2 separate regions of the Mus musculus genome follow, and region 2 is linked to region 1. A link is a loop called in an ENCODE intact Hi-C map of the cell type or tissue named here. Cell type or tissue: left cerebral cortex. All regions are shown on one strand. Each heading gives the region's core, and the rest is flanking DNA. Links, peaks and the distances in the headings are about the cores only.

Region 1 (6,337 bases), core at 560-5,559:
GGAATCTCTGTTATGACAGTTAGGAAGGTCTGGGGGTGGGTCCTGGATGCTGGAGCTCCTTAAGACCAGACCTGGAGGCTTTCCTGTCTTGATGGTTTCCAAAGTTTACAAAGTTAACAATTCGAGTCCAGGTCAGGGGAAGCCTTTCCTGCTCCTTAAGTAGAGTGAAGAGCCAACCGTTCTACTTCTCAAAATACGTTTGTTATTCTAGTACCCTGAGAGGTTGAGCAAAAATCTTACTTTTTTTCTTTATATGCAAGTTTCTTTGAAGTTTGGAAACTGAATATATGGACACTTGATAAAGGATGAGTATTATAGGAAAATGAAATATGAATTTCATATGAATTTAATCTTATATTTGAATGGTTTCATGTAGCTTTCCAATGCTACACACATCCAATGCATACTACATAGCATCAGGTCTAGACATTTTTAATATCTTAATCTCTTCACTTAGTAATACACCAAAGCTCATTTATAGTAATAGATAAAGGGAGACCGCCTGCTTTATTATACCTGTGTTCTAGTAGAGGATGTAGACCTAACTTGTATTGTTCAGTGACTCCCACACTGATGAAAATCTATATTATTTTTAGTCTTGTTCTGTTATGATTTATTTTACAAGGAAAGACCTTATACTTGTTTATGCCTTTTGATATCTGTGCATTGTGCTTTGGGGAGAGAAACTTAGAAGAAGGGTGGCTGGATCAGACATTAAAAGTCCTCTATCTCTTAGTGACAAGATTTGAATCTGAGACTCCAGGATACAGCAGTGAGAAGGAAATGGAAGTGGGGAGAGTAAATGGGTCCTTGGGTAAAGTGCTTGCCAGAAAAGCATGAGGACCTGAGGTCAGATCTCCAGAATTCATGTACAGTTGTATGAGACAGTACATGTCTATAATCCCAGAACTCCTCCAACCACACAAGCTGTGGTAACAAAATATTTCCCAGGAGCTCAGGAGACAGGTAGCTTAGCATGTGCCATAGCTAACAGGAGACAGTCCCAACAAGGTGAAAGCTGAGGACCACACCCGAGCTGTGGGGACTTCTGATCTAATGCTTTTGATCCCCTGTGACTTCTGCTCTCTCATTTTCTCGCTGTCTGGTATGCGTGAAGAGATTTCTCCTCACTGATCCTCAGTAACAAGAAATATCATAATGGAGTAAAGAGTAATAATGAAGCAGACAAGGTGAGAGACCAGGCCTGCGTTCTTGTTGTCATGACCGTGCACAGACCTCAGGACCCTGGGCGAGTTCTTCTAATTTGATGGCCTCAGACCTAGGACAAATGGGGTTCTCAGTATGGAAACAACAGAAGCACCCATGAATATGCACATGTCACCATAGTGGGCATGCATACATACACATGTATATCCTGCATCCATCCATGAGCGAGAAGGGAAAAATCGGAACATATTTTATACCTTGATTTTAAATCAGAAGGTGTTCCTCAACTCAGCATAATAGTTCATCGAAAGCAAAACCAGAAACAACAGAAAAGCAGAATAGTAACACTCTATAGGAAAATGCTCATATTAAATGTGACATATTGCCAGGCATGGTGGGGCATGCCTTTAATCCCAGCACTCAGGAGGCAGAGGCAGGCGGATTTCTGAGTTCGTGGCCAGCCTGGTCTACAGAGTGAGTTCCAGGACAGCCAGGGCTATACAAAGAAACCCTGTCTCGAAAAACAAACAAACAAACAAACAAACAAACAAACAAACACAAACAAAACAAAACAAATGTGACATATAAGTTACATTTGCATATGCACACCTACAACAGAATATGTCATAATGCTAATATCAGAGATCATAAGAATGTTAACCATTAATATGTTCAATTCTGCACATGACATACTGTGTGGTTTTTGCATGGGTGTGACCAACATACTTATCAGAAGTATCCAGGATGAAGAGTTTAATCTTATGATTAAATTCCACTATGGAGACAACTTTATGATCAAGTCCACTATAACATGACAGCAGGAATGTCTGCCAGAAGAGAGGTGTTCATCACATACCTACAGGAATCTCACAGGATAGAATAATATATTCCCACAGAAACATATGAAGTGAACTACTTTCTCTTACACATCTCTTTAAGTTTTCACAACTTTCCTAATGGAGCCTTTAGTCAGGTAACAAACATTTGAAACAAGAGCATGGTAGGAACAGCTCGTTTGCAAACCCAATCCTCTACTCAGGGAGTAAGCAGGGATGCCTTCTGCCAATTCAAGAGGTTCTGTTTGGGAAAATTCAGGAGAAACATAATGGAAAACTATGTTCTTTTAGTGGCCATGTATATGCATCAATAAGTGTAATTTTAAGACTTAGAAAAAGGGAGCATAAGTTATCAGTTACAATAACATAGGGCACCAAGGAAATTAGCAATCCGGCCCATGTGTGGAGGTCAGGGCACAACCCTTGGGAGTTGGTTCTCTCCTTTCTCCACAGCAGCAAATGCTTTACCTGCTAAACCATGATGTCGGCCCAATAACTCAGTCTCTCTGAGCAGTGCAAAGGACACGACTTTACCATCTTTGATGAAAGTTATGTATGAATATTAACCCACACTCATCCGAATAACTCAACATAATAGTAGCACTAGCAATAGAAATGTTACTAATATACAGTAGTATTGGTAGCTTGCTTGTTATCTAGCACTAAGTGATAAGATACACCAAAACTTCCTAAGGACGTATGAGAAGGAGGTATTGCTGCCTAACTTTAAATTTATATGGGAACTGATGCACCCAAAGGGATTTATCAGAATGGATTTGAACACAGTTTATGCTGCACCATAATAAATACCTCTGAGTCTCTCTGACAATCAAAGTCCCTATTGTCACCATTATAGCAAACAAACTTTCTGTAAACAAACATCTATTTGCCTTTCAGAAACTGAGCAGAATTCTCCCAATTGTCTGCATTCTCTTCTAGGAAGGTAGCCTGCAATAGAGTAAGCGTTTTACTTTTAGAGAAAGAGAGAGATGGGGTGGTTTGTGCAAGCAGTTTCAGAGTGGAGGACTAGGCTGCAGGCCGCTGTTGCCACAGTAACCTGACGTCATCAAGGTGACCAATAACAGTTTAGTTAGATCTGCAAGGGTTTTGCTTCTGCGAACATGTTTTGATTCCACAATTTGCTCAGAGATCTGCTAGTAAAATGCACCCTGGTACACCTATTCAAATGACTGATTTCTTTGGTTGCCTTAAGGAATTTTACTTTCAGGGACAGGCTAGGGCATGTAAAAGGGCCAGGTGGAAGTGTTATAAGTTTGTCTAACAATCCTAGCATCGATATTGCCCTAGAAACCTGATATCTTTATGGCTACCAAAATGTCTTTTAAATAATCTGGTTTGATGAGCATCGTTCTGCCTCTAAAAACATACTTTTCAGTTCTGTGCCCATTTCACTTTAAGGGACAATTCCTTAGGGTACCTAAACGGTGAAAGGTGCTTTGTTCTCAGAAACAGAAAAAGGCATAAAGAGGCGGGGTGGTGGAGGTGGGGGGGGAGGAGTGGGCACACGGAGGCATTTCCGGTTTCACCAAGACCTCCTGCATCCAGTTGCCATAGAAACCGGACTCCTTTCTGAAGTCCTTGCGAATGTTTTGACAACATGGTTTGACAAGGACCAAGAGGCCCTTATTTGAAGAATGGGCTCCCTCCTGCCTTCTCTCTGGATGCCCTGAGGTGGGCATCCTTGAGAGGTGGAAAGAAGCAGGGATCACTATTCTAGGTGAAGTCTTTACAGCTTTGAAACTAGGAGGCACAATGGCTCAAGAACAACAGAGATGCGGGATCCTGACCCTAAGTGCTGTCTTGGACTCACTTTCCATGTTGAGCAGGGTTTGAGAAAGAATAGGACATGGTAGAGGTCTCTGAGCCCAGCTTCTCCCTTTGTGAAATGGGGCAGAGCACTAGAGAGGGCAACCACAGGGTCACTGATGCTGTCTGTCAACACCAGCTTAAATAGTAGTGAGCCCAGTGTATATCTCACATGGATGTTAAAATACACATGTTTTAAATTAATAATGCTGTATAAATTGCCTTATTAAAATCATGCAGAGCTATTGTCTCTTAAGAAATGAATCTCAATATATAATCATTACTTCACAGGCATAACATTTTTGGTTGTGTAACTATCTTCAGTATCTCTCCTAAGATCCTGTCCCTAGATAAGTGTAATATTGGTGTTACCATTTGGTTCATTTTCCAGAAATATTATGATATGAAAGATAAAAGACAAAAATGTGAAGTATAATCACAAGAGTCTTTGTTAGGTGGAACTTTGGCGATTTGATTTGGATTATCTCATCTATAGATTTATGTTGAATTTTATCCTCTTGTTTCATAGACCAGTGGTTCCTACTTTACTTGTCTTGCAGGGTTGTAACTGAACCAAGGCCTTCAGCTTGCTTGGCAGACATTCTACACAGAGCTGTATTGCCTGCTCTGTTCAATTCCCCTCCTCCCACTTCAGTCAGGATCTCATTTGTGGAATTCCCCAGCCTCAGCTTCCAAATGCTGGGATTACAGGCTTGGGGCACCACACTTGCTCTCTTTGTTTACCTGTTGATGGAATTTTGTGTTGCTGTTCGTCAAACTGCTATGAGCATTTGGGAATGGTAGCAAAACAACATTGTGACATTACCACTTACATTCTAAGAAACTGCAAGTTCTGCTGGACCTCACCACTGAGTTAATAATACACCTTGAGGTCACTTAAGACTTAAGACAGCTATCCTGTTGTGTACTGAGTCTATTTGTTTAACCTACGTTTCAGAGCACAGTGCAACAACAAACCTTACTTACCTTGGACTTTTGCCATGCAGTCAACTTTTACAAGCTAAACCAATGCATAGCTGTAATCTTAAATCACATCTTTACAGTTCTGTGCCCCTGACCTAGATTAATGCATTGTTCACATATTATGCTAATAAATGCTAGAAATAACAAATATAGATGGAAAGCAAACTCACCACCTTACAAAATAAATGCCTGCCATGAATGTTGCAGACAACACACTGATATTATTGGATAGTATTAGTCTGCTCATGTGGGTCAACTGGAGTCAGTATCTAAAACCCTTGTTAAAAACCTCAAAGATTTCTGTAAAGTACCCCTCATTCCTTTCCCATGTGACTCTTTTTGATTTGTTCAATAGAAGAAAACAAATCCTTTTGTAGGGACACATAGTCACACAATCACACACACACACACACACACACACACACACACACACAGAGAGAGAGAGAGAGAGAGAGAGAGAGAGAGAGAGAGAGTGAGAGTGAGAGAGAGAGCACTCAGGTAACACAAGAATGACAAGACACAGGGAGAGAAGTGAAAACACTAAGCAGATGCACTTTAAAAAAATTTTTTTAAAAGGGAAACCCACGCATTATTAGGGACTCTGAGTTTATCATTGAGTTATTCAAAGGGATGCAGACAGTAAGTCTTTTCATGTAACCCTGCTTTTCCGCCCTCCTAGCTTCCTTTCCTGTGCTATCATAAAAACACTCTGACAGAATCATTTAGGACTCTTCACTGGACTCAGAATTCCGGCTTACTATCCGTCATGGCAGGGAAGTCCGATGTTGGGGTGGGGGTGGGAGTGGGCAGGAATCTGAAGCAGAAGTCACATCCACAGTTAAGGGCAGAGAGGGTAGGAACGCATGCACGCGTGGGCTCAGCTTCCTCTCTCCTTGTTTACACAGTCCAAGACCCAAACCCAGACAAGGAATGGTGCCACCTGACTTTAGGCTGGAACCTCCCATTCATGTGAACATGAAGACAGTCCCCCACAGGCAGGCTCACAGGTCAACCAAATTAGACAATCCCTTGTCAAGACTCCTAGATTGTGTCTAGTTGACAATAAAATCTAACCGTCATATCATCTATGTTAAATATTCATCGGGGTGACGACTAGATCATATTGTCAGTATAAAAATAAGGTGGTTAGAGCCGGGCGTGGTGGCGAACGCCTTTAATCCCAGCACTTGGGAGGCAGAGGCAGGCGGATTTCTGAGTTCAAGGCCTGCCTGGTCTACAGAGGTGAGTTTCAGGACAGCCAGGGCTACACAGAGAAACCCTGTCTCGAAAAACCAAAAGGGGAAAAAAAAAAGGTGGAACTCCTAATTTCCATGTGGTTATTCCAGCTTTCATTGAATTTCATCGCCTACAGCTGGCGGTGCTTGCAATAGTGTGCATTTTCATTTTGACCACTGTTATGGGAATGTGCTCGAATCTTATTGTAGTTTCCATTCATCCTTTTCTCATGATTAGAGAGATTGATCATTATTGTTTACTTATTTTACATTTGTGTATTTTTAGTG
Region 2 (6,337 bases), core at 731-5,730, 190 kb before region 1:
TTGCATTTGTGTTCATTGGAGTTTTCTTGTCTTTTTGTGTTGTTACCTGATCTTAGTGTCGATATGATACTTAGAATGAATTTGGTAGTGTTCTGTTGTTGTTGTTGTTGTTTTGGTTTGTTTTGATTTGTAGAACTACTTCCAAAGAATTGATAGTAAATCTTGCTTGAAAGTTTGACAGAATGCTGCAGTGAAAGTGTCCTGTCCTGGGCTTTTCTTTGAAGGGTCTTTAGACTGAAGTACTGATCTGGTTGTTTGTAATGAATTAGGTTAAGTATCCTCCTATCTTCTGGCTTTAGTTTTGGTTAGTCATATCTATTTAGAAATTCATCCATTTCATCTAGCCTTTCTAGCTTTATGGAGTATGTGTTTTTAAAGTATCTTTCATGCATGCAACAATAAAATCTTAGAAAAAGAAATTAGAATAAAGTCCCATTCATAATAGTTCCAAAAACTAAAGTATCTAACCAAGGAGAAAAAAAGAGTTCTAAAATCAAAAGTCAAAGACATTGTGAAAGGGATCGGAGAAGACACTAGACAATGGAGAACTCCATGCTTCCTGAATGGTGAAATATTGGGGGAAGTGGCTCTATAATATAATTAATGGACAGATGTGATACAATATCCATCAAATCCTGATGTCATATTCTATCAATGTAGGAAAAACAATATAGAAATTCATATGCAACCACAAATATCATAATTAACCAAAGCAAGTCAAAAAACACAGCTAAATATTTCACAGTACCTGATCTCAATTATACGATATAGCTTTAGTGATAAAGATAGCCTGGCACCGGGCAGTGGTGGCCCATGCCTGTATTCCCAGCACTTGGGAGGCAGAGGCTGACATATTTCTGAGTTCAAGGCCAGCCTGGTCTACAGAGTGAGTTTCAGGATAGCCAGGGCTATACAGAGAAATCCTGTCTCGAAAAAAAAAAAAAGACAGAAAGGAAGGAAGGAAGGAAAGAAAGAAAGAAAGAAAGAAAGAAAGAAAGAAAGAAAGAAAGAAAGAAAGAAAGAAAGAAAAAGATAGCCTGGCACTGGCATAAAAACAGATCAATAGAACAGAATAGAAGACCTAGAAATAAACCAACAAAGCTACAGCTTCAGCAAAGATAGTAAATGCATGGGTTGGAATAAAACAGGATATCCACTTACTTATAGAAGAATGACATTATTTCCATATCTTTTGCCTTATAGAAAGCAGTCTTAAATGGATTAAAGACCTTAATTCAAAACCTAAACTGTTGGAAATTCTAGAGCAGTAGCTGTCTACCTATGGATCACTCGTGATGCCTTTGGAGTGAATAACACTTTCACAAGGGTAGCATCTAAGTTATATACATTACAATACATAACACTGGCAAAATTACAGTTATGAAGTAGAAACGAAAATAACTTATGGTTGGAGGTCAACATAACATGAGGAACTGTATTAAAAGACTGCAACATTAGGAAGGGTGAGATCCACTGCTGTAAAGGAAAACATTAAGACTGTGGCAAAGGCACTGGGGTGGGCAAAAAAAATTTATCAGAACTTTTGTAGCACAGGAACTTACTCCAAGTATATAAATTGAAAAAGTTACTGGCTGGGTGATGGTAGTGCACTCCTTTAATCTCAGCACTTAGGAAGCAGAGGCAGGTAGATATCTGTGAGTTCCAGGACAGCCAGTTTTACAAATCAAGATCCAGGACAGCCAAGGGCTACACAGAGAAAAGTTTCTGTACAGTAAAGGAAATTATCAGCAGAGTAGGTAGACACAGTCCACAGAATGGCCTTCACCAGCTATATTTCTAATAAGTACTAATATCCAGAATTTAACAAAGAACTACAGAAATTAAACACCAAGTAAATAGAATTTCCAATAGACAAAAGGGCTAATGAGATGAACAGATAGTTGACAAAAGAAGAAATATAAGGGCTGGAGAGATGGCTCAGCGGATAAGAGCACTGACTGCTCTTCTGAAGGTTCTGAGTTCAAATCCTAGCAACAACATGGTGGCTCACAACCACCTGTGATGAGATCAGATGCCCTCTTTTGGTGTGTGTGAGGACAGCTACAGTGTACTTACTTATAATAATAAATAAATAAAAATCTTAAAACAAACAAACAAACAAAAAACGCTAACTGAAGCTGCACGAGTCATAGAAGTTGACTAAGATGTTGAAATTTGCCAGTCATAGGAATTAATTACTGCCAATTTACCTGTTTCCTTACCATTTTCTGAGGAGTAGGAAAAGCAGGGTGCGTGTGACAGCGCTTCCTGCGATTCTGACAACAATCATCCTCAGGTCACCTACAGGGACAGGCAGCTTTAGGTCGGTCAAGAAGGGTATATTTAGTCCAAATAATCAAATGTGCTTTCATAGCGTTTGAAATTTGTATGAGGATAAAATGTATTTGTAAAATGGAAAGGAGAAAATATGTTTGCCCAAACTGACAAAACATTAAGTTATTTGCCATGTTTTTATGAAAAAATTCACTCAGTTTCGTGGGGGAAAATGAAAAATGAGGGAAATGGAAAAATAAAATGAACTCTGTGTATGTGGGCCTGTATGTTTCTAATTCCTAGAACCCAATGGTTTGTTGTCGTTGTTGTTATTTGTTAAGTTTGTTTTTGAGGCAGGGTCTTACTCTGTAGTCCAGATTAGCTTTGAACTACTTATGTAGCCCATACCTGCCCTAAACTCGCATCAGTTGGGCCTGTGCCTCGTAAGTAATGCTATTACACCATACCCAGCCTTATCTTTTTCTTTCTTTCTTGGTTTTGTTGTTGTTGTTGTTGTTGTTGTTGTTGTTGTTGTTGTTGTTGTTTTTCGAGACAGACAGCCCGCTGGCTGTCCTGGAACTCACTTTGTAGACCAGGCTGGCCTCGAACTCAGAAATTCGCCTGCCTCTGCCTCCCAAGGGCTGGGATTAAAGGCGTGCGCCACCACTGCCCAGCTACCTTCCAATCTTATCTTTAGGAATGTGATAAAATGTGCCTGTTTATAGCCCAGGAAAACAATGGTGACAGAAACCCAAAGCCCTGGAGGTTTGGTCTCATTAAAGGCAGTAGGCAGAAGTTCCTCTTTTCTCCAGCTGTGGCCAAGTGCTCAGATACAGCTGCAGTCTTCACTTTGACCAAGAGATGGCATTCAAGCGGTGCCAGCTATATGTTTTAATTGCTAGGGTGGACATTTGCAGAGAAACAGATGCACTAACGGGGTTTATTGTGCTAATATTCTTATTTGGAAATGCCATACGTATATTAAATCTCTTATATTTGCTATCGACCTCAAATCTACCTGGCATTCTCTGATCTATCTTTTCTGCAGTCTGTGTAAATTAAGATACACACATTCCATAAAGATCAGGATATTCATTTTCCATCACCCTACCCTTGGTATGGGACTTTCTAGACCTTTCTTCACCCTGTCCTCTGTCACTTCTCTTCAGGATGCTATGGAACAGACATCCGGACCCCACTTTGGCACTCTGTCCCTCTGACACTCAGGGTCATTGGGCTACCCTATGCCTGCTTGTGACTGGCTGCCAAGTCGCATAAGAGCAACCTGGTGTTTCATAGTGTGTTTTTACAATATTCATCCATTCCTGTATTTTTTTAGACAGAATTAGAATCAGTTTGTATAAGCTAGTTTTAAATGTAGAGACTTAATCTCCTGCTCGTTATATAATATGCTTTCCAAGACACATTTGGTCTGGGGATGGAAGTCGCGCCACCTTGTGGTATAATTCTGCTCTGCAGCTTGAACGCCGATTGAGTGGGAAGGTAGAAAAGAGTGGCTGTTGCCAACCCATCTTCAGAGTTTTGAGGAAGCCTAGGTAGAATAGAGGACAGTCCTAGTGTACAGGAATAATGTGGGCCACCAGACAGAAAGACTGGCCTATCATCATGGACAGAAACTTTTACATGAAAGCAAATGTTTTATCCTTTGAAATTTCTGGGTTAAATACTGCCTGTTTTCCTTGTCTCCTTTCTGATTTCTCCTTTCTCCCCAATTCCACATTCCCTTCCCCTCTCCCCAACCCCCCGCCCTCTCCTCTTCTCCTGTCTCTTTCCTCTTCCTGCTCCTGTCCTCTTTTCTCCCCTCCCCTCTCCTCTCCTGACAGACTCTTCCTGTGCAGCCTACATAGATCTGGAATTCATTATGTAGCAAAGACTACATTGAATCACTCTGTCTCAGTGCTCTCTCAATAATGGAGTTTATATGTATACAGCACTATGACTGTCTAGAGCAATATATTTCTATAACGTTTTAAACTAATTTCAAGGAAACCTCACATTTATGTTTGTTGGCTGAGTGTTTCACTCTATGGATGTTCCAAAATTTATTCAGTATACTAGTAATAAAAGTTTAGTTCCTTAAGTAGTTTTGAGTGACAAAAACAGTGTATGTAATACTCTGCTGCTTACTAACACATATATTCAGATATATGCACATCTCTGCTAATGCAAAACACCCTGAGCCATTTTAACAGCATTTGTTGCATCATTGCACATTTGAAATGATTGATAAGCTGAGAGTGAAGAAATATTCTTGCATCCTGATTTTCATTATAGTGTGGTTTTGTTGTCTCCAAAATCTCTGCCTATGGAAGCGACACAGTAAATTTTAACAACATCATGTTGTTGGATGTATCCTGATATTCCCTGTCATAGGCTTTGTAGTGAGTGACATTTTCAGGGTGCATATGCTGCTAGAGGGCACAGTTTAAGACCAAGCTCATGTACCCATTTGTGACATGAGATGAGTGAGCCCTGTTTGAGCCTAGCAAACTGACTTAGAGAATTCTAATATTCTAAAAGAGCCGTCTGGTGTAAATATGTCTGTGTATGAGAGAACATGCTGGGGGTGAGGGAGGTGAGGACCACATTTCCCTCTGCTTCGTTCTTCCTTTTCAGTGCTTTTGTGTCCTGTGTGAGCCTAGAAAAAGGGCTTTACCAGTATCTCTCACACTGCCCTGAAAGTGAATTCGTGCAAACAAAACTGGTGGTACAAGGACATGCACCTATTTACCCTAGGGTAGGCACTGTCAAATTAACACTAAAGAAAGGTAGTGCCATTTGGACTCCTTGAAGACAAAGAGGGGTGGTACTAAATTCTGTCCAAACCCCACTCTCCTCCACTGCCATAGTTGAAAAGATGTGAAGTGGTGAAATGTAAAGTGGCTTTTATTTATTTGTTTATTTGCAAACGAGGAATGTAAAGTTAGCACCTGTGGTAGGAAGTGAAAATTATAATCACTACAGAAATTTGCATCAATATATAGTCAGCGGGGCTTCAGTATAGCTACCATCTGCAGCAATGGTTAGATATGGTGGAAGTCCAGGCCAGTATTATGTTTTATCATCTTTCATGTAATATAACTTGCAGACAATAAAATCTACCCATTTGAAAATACAATGGGGGGGGGGGCTGGAAAGATGGCTCAGCAGTTAAGAGCACTGACTGCTCTTCCAGAGGTCCTGAGTTCAATTCCCAGCAACCACATGGTGGCTCACAACCATCTGTAATGGGATCTGATGCCCTCTTCTGGTGTGTCTGAAGACAGCTACAGTGTACTTGTTTACAGTAATAAATAAATCTTTAAAAAAAAGAAAGAATGATAACAATAGGGTGATGAATAGTAATATACAGAGCAGGGCAACTGAGTTTTAGATGTTCCCATCATCCTCCAATATCCTATCCTCCCTTAGTCCAGTTAAATCCTAATTCCTTCTTTCAACCCAGCAACCACAAATATTCTTAGTGTCTTTAGAGTTGCCATTTCAGCCATTGCATATGAGTAGACTCACACAACATTAGTCTTCCTTTTTAGTTTATATTTTCAGACAGATTTCATGTAACCCAGGCTAGCTTTGAACTCACTATCTAGTTGTAGATGACCTTGAACTCCTTATCCTCCTGCCTTCACCTACTGCTGTCGTACTGGGGTTGCAAGTATATATACAAGGACACCCAGATTATTAGCTGCTTAAAATCAAACCCAGAGCTCGGGCAAACAGTTTATCAAGTGAGCTACACCCAGATCACAGCATTTAATCTTTTGCATCTGATTTCCTTCACTTCACCTGCTCATCACTGTTCGAGCATATCAATACTTCATCCCATTAATTGTGAAAACATACTCTTGTATCTTATTTAACAATGCATTCAATGGTAAACACATGGGTTGTTTCCAGTGTTGTGAATCATAATGATAATCCTACAGATATCAGTATATTTTTCTGTTTATTTTGAATATTATCCCAATTTTTAAAAGAAATTTTTATTTACTTTATGTATATAAATACACATTCGTTTTCTTCAGATGCTACTGGAGGGCAT

Evidence for each region. Peaks named below come from ENCODE experiments on the same cell type or tissue, not always from the same donor. Only the 100,000 strongest peaks of a DNase experiment are listed, where the experiment ranks them.
Region 2: it touches region 1 in a loop (2.4-fold over the local background); 4 of 42 quality-filtered maps call a loop at or near these places.

Annotation. Positions count from the first base shown.
Region 1 is chrX:136,310,438-136,316,774 of GRCm38, forward strand. No RefSeq gene overlaps it. Among named protein-coding and RNA genes, the nearest start is that of Bex3, 43 kb to the left of the region's middle. In left cerebral cortex, for the core only: no CTCF peak of the experiment used is centred there; a DNase peak (open chromatin) is centred at 3,054.
Region 2 is chrX:136,124,129-136,130,465 of GRCm38, forward strand. It overlaps a transcript of Nxf3 not described here. Among named protein-coding and RNA genes, the nearest start is that of Bex4, 12 kb to the right of the region's middle. In left cerebral cortex, for the core only: a CTCF peak has its summit at 3,733 (motif pointing left); DNase peaks (open chromatin) are centred at 3,219 and 3,739.